2 separate regions of the Homo sapiens genome follow, and region 1 is linked to region 2. A link is a contact called in ENCODE Hi-C or POLR2A ChIA-PET data. All regions are on one chromosome and are shown on one strand. The core of a region is the stretch at or near the end of the contact, and the rest is flanking DNA. Distances in the headings are between cores, read along the strand shown. Region 1 has its middle 31 kb from the start of GOLGA6A. Region 2 holds the start of LINC02255 (long intergenic non-protein coding RNA 2255).

Region 1 (5,985 bases), core at 1,739-4,238, 330 kb before region 2:
CCGGTGCCTGGCAACGGGCATGGGCCACGGTAGTGCTGGTGGTGCTGGTGGTTTAAGCTCAGGCAGCTCAGTCCTTTCTAAAGTGCTATGCGTGCTTCCTGTGGTATGGGAGATAACTGTAGATACGAGGCACGTGGAGAAACATTTTTTTAAAATGTTAAACCTTTTATATTTAGTTTAACATCTGTTAGAAACAATACAACCAGGCCATGCGCGGTGGCTCACACCTGTAATCCCAGCACTCACTTTGGGAGGCCGACGCGGGTGGTTCACTTGAGGTCAGGAGTTCGAGACCAGCCTGGCCAACATGGTGAAACCTGTCTCTACTAAAAATACAAAAATTTGCTGGGTGTGGTGGCCCGTGCCTGCAATCCCAGCTATTCGGGAAGCTCTGAAGCAGGAGAATTGCTTGAACCTGGGAAGAGGAGGTTGCAGTGAGCCGCGATTGTGCCACTGCACTCCAGCCTAGATGACAAGAGTGAAATTCCGTCTCAAAAAAAAAAAAAAAAAAAAAGGAAAAAGAAAAAAAGAAACAATACAACCAGCTCATCGAAAGTCTGATTTCTGGCCAGGTGTGATGGCTCACGCCTGTAATCCCAGCACTTTGGGAGGCCAAGGCAGGTGGATCATGAGGTCAGGAGATCAAGATCATCCTGGCTAACACAGTGAAACCCTCTCTCTACTAAAAATACAAAAAATTAACCGGGTGTGGTGGTGTGCACCTGTAGGCCCAGCTACTCGGGAGGCTGAGGCAGGAGAATTGTTTGAACCCGGGAGGCAGAGGCTGCAGTGAGCTGAGATTGTGCCACTGCACTCCAGCCTGGGCAACAGAGTGAGACACCATCTCAAAAAAAAAAAAAAATTGTGATTTCTGGGATCTAGTTGCTCAGAATGATGCTGAAGTGGAATTCTTTAAAGATCCACTTAGGACAAATAGTAAGTAACTCCACACTCGGAAGGGACACAGGTAGAGGAAAACTTATGACTGTGGAAGTGAATGGCCTGTTAATTTGGGGAAATACTGGGTTACCAGTGGACTTAGGGTGAGCTCCACAGCTAAGGATAGGGCCCAAGTTAGAACTGGGGTAAGGATGGGGTGGGCTTAGAATCGGGGTGAGGGTTAGAGCTAAAGTTCAGGGGAGGCCCCAGGTTAGGATTTGGGATTAGATCAGATGGAGGGGCACATTTGGTGCTTAAGGTTGAGAATAAACCTTAGGAATTAGGAATTGAGTTAGAATTGGGGTGAGTTAGGAATTTAGTTAGAAATGGAGTTAAAGTCACTCTTCAGGCCACAAGTCTTTGTGACTTTAGTAACTGAAAAGTCCATGGAACTGTGAACAGATGGGCAGGAGCTTCTCGACCCCCTAATAGGCACCCCAAGTTCAATCTGCCTTTTCCCCCAAATCCTCTTCTAGAAGCACCTGGCAGGGGCTCTGCCTGAGCTCACAACTCCAACAAGGTCAATGTACACCAATCGGATTGGAGGGACTGAGGAGTGGGCAATCCTGCCCAGGAGGGAGAGCATGGGACAACCAGGTAAGACAACTGGGTACCAGACACGATTTCACCATTTAGCACAAGTAACCTTTAATCTTCCCAACTGTCCTATGTGGTTACAGCCCATCTTCCTCCTACAGAGGAGCACAGCAGGGCAGCAAGGCTGAGTACCTCGTCAGGGTCATTAAACTTGTATGTGGCAGAGCTGGGATTTGCCTGCGGGGAGCCTGTGTCTAGACTGGCACCATCTGTGGCCTACATCATGGAGCGCATGGCCACGTGTTGGGGGACAGGCTGCCTGGTCTCTCCTTCTCTCCTTTCTGTGCTCTCCTGAGTTGTCAGTCTCAGGTGATGCAGAAGGCAGGTCTCTGGAAGCTACCCCCACCTTCTCATCCCTGTGCTTGAACTTTCATTTTAATTTTTTCATTTAGGGCAGTGTTTCTGGACCTTTTTATAATTATTATTATTGTCCTCTTAAGGAGCATTTTTAGCATCTTTTCCCAATTGTGCCTCCCTGTATGAAATTTTAATACCATAGATACACTGTACATTCCATAGGATTTTCTAGATACAAGATCGCATCATCTGCGAATAGAGATGGTTTTACTTCTTCCTTACATGGACATATGTATGGACTGTGAGCCTTTGGAGGGTCAGAAACCATGGTAATAGCCAAGATGGTCAACTGCCCTTCCTCCCCTGCCTTTTCATCCTCTGTGGGGTGATAATGCCTCTGTTGAGAATGCATGATTTAGGGTAAGGCCCCACCCCGTTACAATGTAGGTAAGAAGTGGTCACGGGAAGGAGTGGGTGGGATGCGGGCTGCACCTCTATGTGGGTGGAGACTAGGTGGGCCAGATGGAGGGAGATGGAAGGGAATGGAGATCCAGGTTTCTGAGAACACACTCGCCTGTAGTGGCCTTGGTCCTGGTCCCAGGCACAGGCACAGGCTGAGCCTGGGGCTAGGGGAGGAATGGGGCCAGTACCGTCACTTATTTTTGTCTCTGAATCCAGATGTCAGCTCCAGACCCGCTGGACCTGAATAAAGCAAATACCTGTGGAGACTCTGTTGAGAGAAGAGTCTAGAATTTCAACAGATTCTCCCCATACTAAAAGCAAACAAACAAAAACAAAATGAAACAACCAAACAAACAAAAACAAAAAACAGGAAGTTTGGACGTCTCTGTTCACCCTTACAAAATGCATTTGCTGTCAAGTGAGGGGAAAATTCCTTCATTCTTGGCTCAAGGAACTTCCTTAAACTAAGACCAGCTGCCTGGACTGTGCTAAATTCAGTTTATAAATATTATAAATATCCCAAACTTGATAGCCAAGCACATTACAAAAGCTAGCTAGCTAACCGCAGAAATTTTCCAAAATGCTAGCCAGTCAGACAAGTATGAGATATTGTGAAATCCTGTGTTGCTTGTCTGATTTCCTGAAATCATTCCTCTCAGACTGAGTGCAGAAGGCCTGGGGGTGGAATTCAGGAGCACTGACTATCTCCTACAGTTCTAGAGCCTTAAAGCCCTGGCCGACCCCAGGGTGGATTGATTGCACAGTAAGTCAGACCAACCAGCTGGGCGCAGTGGCTCATGCCTGTAATCCCAGCACTTTGGGAGGCCGAGGCAAGTGGACCTAGGGTCATGAAGAAGGTGGAGGCACTGAGGCCCTGAGTGATTTTATAAAGAACACCTTAGCAAATATCCAGCACTATGGGTTCACCTTCACTCAGGACCCACAAAGCCCCACGTTCTGACAGATTTTGTTTATCAGACAAATTGCACTTAGTCATGCTTCATTCATTTTTCTCGGAGACTTCCCAGGTTACATAGACCTGAGATAATCTCCCCATCTCGCCGTCACCCCCCACGAAGTCACTCCATGTTTCTGTTTGCAATACAGTCTTACATGGATCAATATTAGATTTTCATGGTGCTCTTTGCATTTTGCAACTATTGCTTAAGCTGGAGACCCAAAACGAGCACTAGCTTTAGAGTCAAAGACTCCTGGATTCCAGTTTCAGCTGAGAGACTGTGAGCACATCGCCAGCCCACTCTGATCCTGTATCCTATTTGTACAATCACCTATTTCCCATCAATTGCAAGGCTGGAAAGAAAAGTGCCCACTCTGGCCAGTACACGGTAGGAGCTTAGTAAGCTTAAGCTCTCTTGCTTCCCCACTACCCTAAAGTGTTAGGGGAAAGACAGATGTGGGGAATGTCACCTGGGAAGCTCCAGCTGTATGCTTCACAATCCTACTGAGAGGTGACAGCCTGCTGGCAGCCCTGGCTCGCTCTCGGGCCTCCCCTGCCTTGGCTCCCACTTTGGCGGCACTTGAGGAGCCCTTCAGCCCGCCACTGCATGGTGGGAGCCCCTTCCTGGGCTGGCCGAGGCCAGAGCCGGCTCCCTCAGCTTGCGGGGAGGTGTGGAGGGAGAGGCGCAGGCAGGAACCGGGGCTGCGCGCGGCGCTTGTGGGCCAGCGCGAGTTCCGGGTGGGCATGGTCCGCAGGCCCAGCACTGGGAGCGGCCAGCGGGCCCCGCCAGCCCCCCGCAAGTGAGGGGCTTAGCACCTGGGCCAGCAGCTGCTGTGCTCGACTTCTCGCCAGGCCTTAGCTGCCTCCCCGCGGGGCAGGGATCTGGACCTGCAGCCCTCCACGCCTGAGCCTCCCCCCACCGCCCCGCTATGGGCTCCTGTGCGGCCGGAGCCTCCAGGACGAGCGCCACCCCCTGCTCCATGGCACCCAGTCCCATCGACCACCCAAGGGCTGAGGAGTGCCTGCGCACGGCGCGGGACTGGCAGGCAGCTCCACCTGCGGCCCCCGTGCGGGATCCACTGGGTGAAGCCAGCTGGGCTCCTAAGTCTGGTGGGGACTTGGAGAATCTTTATGTCTAGCTAAGGGATTGTAAATACACCAATCAGCACCCTGTCTCTAGCTCAAGGTTTGTAAACACACCAATCAGCACGCTGTGTCTAGCTCAGGGTTTGTGAATGCACCAATGGGCACTCTGTATCTAGTTACTCTGGTGGGGGCTTGGAGAACCTTTATGTCTAGCTAAGGGATTGTGAATGCACCAATCGGCACTCTGTATCTAGCTCAAGGTTTGTAAATGCACCAATCAGCACTCTGTGTCTAGCTCAGGGTTTGTAAATACACCAATCCACACTCTGTATCTAGCTAATCTAGTGGGGACATAGAGAACTTTTGTGTCTAGCTCAGGGATTGTAAACACACCAATCAGCACCCTGTCAAAACGGACCAATCAGCTCTCTGTAAAATGGACCAATCAGCAGGATGTGGGTAGGGCCAGGTAAGAGAATAAAAGCAGGCTGCCCCCCCCGCCCCCCCCCGCCCCAGCCAGCAGTGGCAATGATGCTTAGATTCCCTTTGACGTTGTGGGGGTTTGTTTTTTTTGGTCTTTGAAATAAATCTTGTTACCGCTTGCTTTTTCAGTTCACGGTGACTTTATGAGCTGTAAGGCTCACGGCGAAGGTCTGCAGCTTCACTTCGGAAGCCAGCGAGACCACCAACCCCCCTGGAGAAAGGAACAAGTCCAGAAGCACCACCTTAAGAGTTGTAGCACTCACGGCAAATGTCTGCAGCTTCATTCCTGAGCCAGCAAGACCACGAACCCCCCAGAAAGAACAAACGCCCACCACCAGAAGGAACAAACTCTGGACACGCCGCGAGGCGTGTAACTGTAACACACACCGCGAGGGTCTGTGGCTTTATTCTTTAAGTCAGTGAGACCAAGAACCCACCATTTCTGGACACAATGCCAATGAAAATTCTGAATTAGGCTTCAGTTTACCATCTACAAAATGAGACAGGACAGGAGTGGGTAGGAAGAGGAGCTTGGCTTTGTTAGTTTAAAGTGGGCTGGTCTGATTGTGTAACGCGGGCTTTTGTTGGCTCCAGCCAACTCCCCAGGCAGGGCTTCACTTGCTCTGAATGTCTTTTGGCCAAGTCCATGGCTGTCGAGGGTTGGGGTGGGGTGGGGAGGCGGCGTGGAGGATAGTGGGGTGGGGGTGGAGGAGGGTGGGGGTAGAGGGGGGTGGGGGTGGTGGAGAAGCAGTTCCCCCATGTAACCTGCAGGTGGCACCAGAGCAGCGCAGGATCGTGGGTTCCGCTCCAGCCTTCCAGGAGACCCAGGCAGGGCGTGGTAGGGCGAGGCAGAGGTGGTGCAGAGCGCTCAGCTGCGCAGCAGCATGAGCGTGACTACAGATCAGGCCGCACCGTTTAAAATGGATACATGGGTCTTCTGGCTAACTTCCTGTCTTTGGTAGGGTGATCATATGCTTTATCATCCAAATCCAGACACTTAAGAGAGTGAAAGGGGCACTATAATAATTGCACGAGGACAGCAGACATAACTTTAGCTGTACCTTGCAAACCAGAACATATGGTCACCCTACCCTCCGGTCACTTTTTCTTCTTTGTTTCCATTCTTTTAATTTTTTTCCCTTTTAAACACACAGCATTATCTT
Region 2 (5,673 bases), core at 1,594-4,093:
GCACATAAACCCCACACACCTTGCAGGAACCTGTCCTAGCCCACCCATCACCATGGGTGGCCCAGCTCTCCAATACCCTGGGTGCCTGCCACCATGGTGAACCCTTGTAACCACTGTGTCCCCTCTGGCTTAGATGTGTGAAATTGACCTTGACCCACTCTCTTCCTTACCTTATAGGCAGCCTTGCCTGCCTCCACCATCAGCCAGGATCGGGCCTCCTCATGTCAGTCAAGAAGATGCCAATCAGCAGCAGCAACTGCTGCCAAGAAGCTGGAGTCCAACAAGGATCAAGGGGATGCTGGTGGGATCCTTTCCAGGGCAACCTTGAGAAGAGTTTCAGGCCAGAGCCTAATCCTTTCCTGATTTTCTTCCCAATTTAACATTTACTGAGCCGCTACTGTGGGCAGGCACCTTGCTGAGTGCACAAGGGGGACTTGCTGGGTGATCTTGAGCACACTCTTTACCACCCCCACCTCAGCTCTTGGTTAGTTTCTCTTCTGTAAACTAAGGTTGCAGAGACCAGGGGTTCTTTACTCGGGACTGAAGGGTCCCCTAAAATTGGGTGTGTGTGAGAACATCTTTCTGGGGCAGGGTTTCTCAGCCTCAGCACTATTGATACTTAGGGCCAGATCATTCTTAGATAGATCCCTCCCAGAACACACCTGTGGGCTGGCATTTGCGTATTGGTTTGTTTGAAGTAGCACTCTGCTGTAGTGAAAGGGCAACAAAGGGGCAATTTTTCTTCTTGACACTGACAATAATTGACCATTTCCAGTTTTTATAGGTGTGTTGTGACCTTTAACTCCAACACATCCCTGCAAACACCCTTAGCCCAAAATCTGACCTGTGCATTGCAAAATGCCAAAACCCACTAAATGCCTCTCTGAAGCCTCCCAGCCCCACGGCCTTTCCACCCACTCCACCTGCTGTGGCCAGGCTGGGAGGGGTGCAGGAAGGTGGCACACTGCCATGTACAATTTGGAAGAGGAAGAGCCAGGAACCCCTCCAGGCCCAGCTCTCTGTGAGCCCTGCCAAGGCCACCTACACCTGCCTGACTCTCTGGGGCCCCTCAGCCCTGGCCTGGGAAAGAGGCTTCGCCCAAATCCAAGATGCAGGCCCCTGCCACAGGGCTTACCTACACCCCTGTGAGAGCCCTGGGTAGGGGTCAGAAAATGGGGCAGAGGCCAGAGCCAGCACTGGGGGCAGAAGCAGGCAGTCCCTCCTCCCATGGTTAAGCCTGCATCCTCTCTCCTCCTGCGCGGTGGCCCTTCCTCACTGAGCACCTGCCAAATCTGCCAGGTGCGAAGCCTGCTGTCAGGGCCAGAAAGTCAGAGGCAAATTCAGGGGTGAGCTGAACAGTGTTTAACAACCAGGTCTCTGGACTGGGGTGAGGGGCCCTGATTTGTAGTCTTTGCCTATTTCTGTGGTGCAAATATTCCTACCCTGGCAGATATAAAGCCAGCAGTATTTTGTCACTGAGCGTGGAGCTGGTTCACAACATCACAAAGTGTGTGCACCACCAGGTGCAATAGACACAAATTACCTTACGAGCATGAATAATGGTAACATATAGTAAAATAATTAGGAAATGATGAGTTGCTAGTGGGTATTTCCTTTTTTAACAAAATGTATTTAAGGTTATATAATTTAAGTACCGACAATGACTGTGCTTAACAACTCGTTCGCAAAATTCTGAAAATGTGGCCACCAGCACCTATGAGCCGGTACCAGCTGGCTGCAGGCCCATCACTGGGAATTGAGTGTGGTCCCTGCTCTCTGAAGGCGACAGGTCTACCCAGGGTGGGCCGGTCTGTGGGGGGACAGAGGGATGCATGGGGGCCACGGAGAACCAGAGGAGACACTCTGTGCAGGGGTTCAGGGAAGGCTTCTTGGAGGAGGCAGCATTATAGAGAACAAAGGGGAGGGTAAATATATCCCAGAAAAGGGTAAGGAGAGAGTGCCAGGCTAGAGAGGACACTGGGGAAAGACCAGGAGAAAACAAAGTGTTTGGCGTGGTCCAAAAACTAAAAATGTGTGTCTCAGTCTGGCTGATGGGATGGCTGGGTTCCAGCCCAGGTTCTGCTGCTGATGCCTCTGTCACTTGGACCAAGTCCACTCCATTCTCTAGGCTTCTCGCCTCTGTCAAATTGGGGTCCGAACCAGATGGGTTCCAGGCCCGCTGGTGATCTAGACCCCCAAGAAGTCTGCAGAGGGGCCTTGTGAACATGTATATAGCTCATGGAGGAAGTCTGGCCCACAACTGACACTTCACAACCAGATCTTCCCCTCCCTCCTCCTCTCCCCTTCACCCGGTTCCCCCAGGTGATCCTGGAAATTCTGGTTTGGCTTCAGAAAGTAACTATAATTACAGCCTTTTTTTTTTTTTTTTTTTTGAGACAGAGTTTCGTTCTTATCGCCCAGGCTGGAGTGCAGTGACTTGATCTTGGCTCACTGCAACCTCCACCTCCTGGGTTCAAGCGATTCTCCTACCTCAGCCTCCTAAGTAGCTGGGATTACAGGGGGACCTGCCGCCATGCCTGGCTAATTTTTTTGTATTTTTTAGTAGAGACGGGTTTCGCCATGTTGGCCATAATTACAGTCATTTATAGAACACTTTGCTGCCTCTCCTAATTACCAAGCTGTGCAATTCCAGTTACGCATGTAAGGAAACATCTCAGGAACCCCTCCCTGGGGCCAGCCTGTCAACCGCAGCCCCCAGGCCAGCTGGAATGGAGTGGGAGTGCCCGTGGCTGCTGCTGACGTCTCCCTCCTGGCTTCCTTTCATGCCAGACCAGGAAGGAAACCTTGGTTCAAAGGCCTGCCCTGGGGTGGGTGTGGGATGAAGAGAGACAGGGAAAGTCCCTCAAGATGATGAGCTTGCGACATGGGGGAGGGGAGAGGGACTCCTTCTGGTGATGCAGAAGGCCTCCGTCTACACAGCAGGTGAGTCTTAGAATGCCGGGGCGGGTCGTGGTTTCACAGCATGAGTTAGAGCTTGTTCCCCAGGAAAGGGGCTGTTTAAGTTTAGAAAGCAATGGTCCTTCCACTAGGTACAGGTTCCCCGGCCTCATGTCCATCACCACCACTGAAGCTCCCTTAGCAACAGCCCTCACCCTGCAGAGCAGCCATCCAGCCCTGCCTCTGATGCCTCCTGTGACTGGGATTAGTACCCCAAGCCTCTGTGACATTTGGGTACTCCATTAATGAGAAAGCTTTTCTTCCATCAAGATAAGCTTCCCTCTGTGCAATTTCTTTTTTGTTGTTGTTTGGAGATTTTGTTGTTGTTGTTGTTTTGTTTTGTTTTTTTGAAACAGAGTCTTACTCTGTTGCCCAGGCTGGAGTGCAGTGGCATGATCTCGACTAACTGCAGCCTCTGGCTCCCGGGTTCAAGAGTTTCTCCCACCTCAGCCTCCTGAGTAGCTGGGACTATAGGCACACACTACCACACCTGGCTAATTTTCGTGTTTTTAGTAGAGACAGGGTTTCGCCATGTTGGCCAGGCTGGTCTCGAACTCCTGACCTCAGGTGATCCACCCGCCTCAGCTTCCCAAAGTTCTGGGATTACAGGCATGACCTACCACATCCAGCCTCCTCTGTGCAATTTTTTTCCGTTTTCTTTTTCTTTTTCTTTTTTTTGAGATGGAGTCTTGCTCTGTCGCCCAGGCTGGAGTGCAGTGGTGCGATCTCGGCTCACTGTAACCTCCGCCTCCCAGGTTCAAGCGATTCTCTGCCTCAGCCTGCCAAGTAGCTGGGATTACAGGTGCCCGCCACCACATCCGGCTAATATTTTTTTTTTTTTTTTTTTGAGACGGAGTCTCGCTTCTTTGCCCAGGTTGGAGTGCAATGGCACAATCTTGGCTCACTGCAACCTCCGCCTCCCAGGTTCAAGCAATTCTCCTGCCTCACCTCACCAGTAGCTGGGATTACAGGTGCCCACCACCACGACCAACTAAATTTTGTATTTTTTAGTAGAGATGGGGTTTCACCCTGTTGCCCAGGCTGGTGTCAAACTCCTGACTTCAAGTGATCCACCTACCTCGGCCTCCCAAAGTGCTGGGATTACAGGCACTAGCCACCACGCCCAGCCTATATTTTTAGTAGAGACGGGGTTTCACCATGTTGGCCAGGCTGGTCTTGTACTCCTGACCTCATGATCCACCCACCTCGGCCTCCCAAAGTGCTGGGATTACAGGCACGAGCCACCACAGCCAGCCTATTTTTTTAGTAGAGACAGGGTTTCACCATGTTGGCCAGGCTGGTCTTGAACTCCTGACTTCATGATCCACCCACCTCGGCCTCCCAAAGTGCTGAGATTACAGGCATGAGTCATCACGCCCCACCTCCTCTTTTTTTTCTACCCACAGGTCCCATCTCAAGTCTCTGGGGCTACTACTCCCTCTGCCCTGGGTGTGCCAATGGATACTGTCCCCCCTACTGGTCCTCTCCTGGACAGGTGTCCAGCTCCCCTAAACCTCGCCTGGTTCCTTAGCCCCACCAGTTTCTGAGACAGCCCTGATGTGGAGGCTCCCTGGGACTTCTCACTGTACATACCACCTCCCGCCAGGTGCCCACACTCAGTCCTAGGCACAGAGCTGGCAATCCCAAGGGGCTCCACTCCTGAGCCCCAGCATCCCACCTCCCACAACTCGACCATCTGGGTGGCCCCCAGGCCCACACCCATGCCACACCCAAATCCAACCCCACCAGCTTCCTCTGCCCCTGCCCCTCACCCCAGGCCCCTTTCATCCAGTCTTCAAAGCGTCAAACTGCTGCTCCCCCTGCTCCTTCTTCCAAGTGTCTCCAAACCCCACCCCTCTCTTCCCAGACCCCGAGCCCTGCCCATCAGGCCACCATCCTCTGTCCCCTAAATTCTGAAAAGGCCCCTCCCTGCTCTCCCCGCCTAAACCCGCCCCCTCCCATGTGTCCTGAGAGCAGCATAGCGTGGAGGTTAGGGGCAGGGCTCCAGTGCATTCCATCCCCTGCTCCTCCACTCACTGACTGTGTGGCCTTAAGCAAGCTGCTCAACCTCTCTGTGCATCGTTGTCTTAATAGTATCTCTCTCCTAGAGTTGCCTGTGAATAGTCTGGTTGCCAAGGAATTCAGAGTGGCCGATAGAGGACAGAAGGGAGGGGTAAAACAAAGCAGAAAGGGGCACAGGAGCCAGGTCCTTAAGTCCTTAAGACCTTCAATGCTCAACTAAGGCCTGGGAAATTTCTCCTGAGATGAGTGGAGAGCCTTCAGGATAGTCTTAAGTCTCTGATCAATGTTGTGCCTTTGGAATGTCTTGGTGCCTATGGTGCCTATGGAATGTCTTGCTTTCTTTCCTGCAGAGACTGAGAGCCCCTCCTGTCCCAGGGGTGCTGAGAGGTCTGTCTCTGGCTCCCCCACCGCTCCCATGTCTCTGCTGGGACTGGTAAGTCATGGAGCTATGCCCGGCAGAGTTCTCTTGCCAGACTCCAGGCCTCTCTCACCACAGGAGATCAGGACTGGACTCCCAGGGGTCTGACCTGACTTCCAACCCCAGGAGGGTGGGTGGTGTCCAGCGAGGGCTTGTCTAGGTCGTCCAGCCTTCCGCTGTTGGCCTCAGGGACCATCCAGGCAGCCTGCCCAAGTTACTCTTGACCCCTCCTCTGACACAGACTCTCCACCTACCTACAAAGCTCTTTCACAAAT

What was found. A loop is a pair of places that touch in the nucleus more often than their neighbours do. ChIA-PET counts read pairs that join two places held with the same protein, here RNA polymerase II (POLR2A). Pooled maps may share reads with other maps.
Region 1: POLR2A ChIA-PET joins it to region 2 with 16 read pairs in BJ. The contact joins the enhancer-like site here to the promoter of LINC02255 in region 2. A Hi-C loop is called at or near these places in 1 of 168 maps with a recorded cell type or tissue (PC-9) and 6 of 50 pooled maps. POLR2A ChIA-PET finds 5 or more read pairs at or near these places in 1 of 52 experiments (BJ).

Annotation. Positions count from the first base shown.
Region 1 is chr15:74,048,608-74,054,592 of GRCh38, forward strand. No RefSeq gene overlaps it. Among named protein-coding and RNA genes, the nearest start is that of GOLGA6A, 31 kb to the right of the region's middle. Within about 2 kb of position 2,989, at least 20 of the 41 ENCODE cell types and tissues checked have a DNase peak (open chromatin) inside an H3K27ac peak, as active enhancers do; they include PC-9, where a contact is called at or near this core.
Region 2 is chr15:74,376,239-74,381,911 of GRCh38, forward strand. It overlaps LINC02255 (long intergenic non-protein coding RNA 2255), which reads left to right and starts at 2,844. Exons shown (of 4, transcript NR_146881.1): 1 at 2,844-2,943; 2 at 5,331-5,413. RefSeq lists enhancers at 2,241-2,741, 2,867-3,176.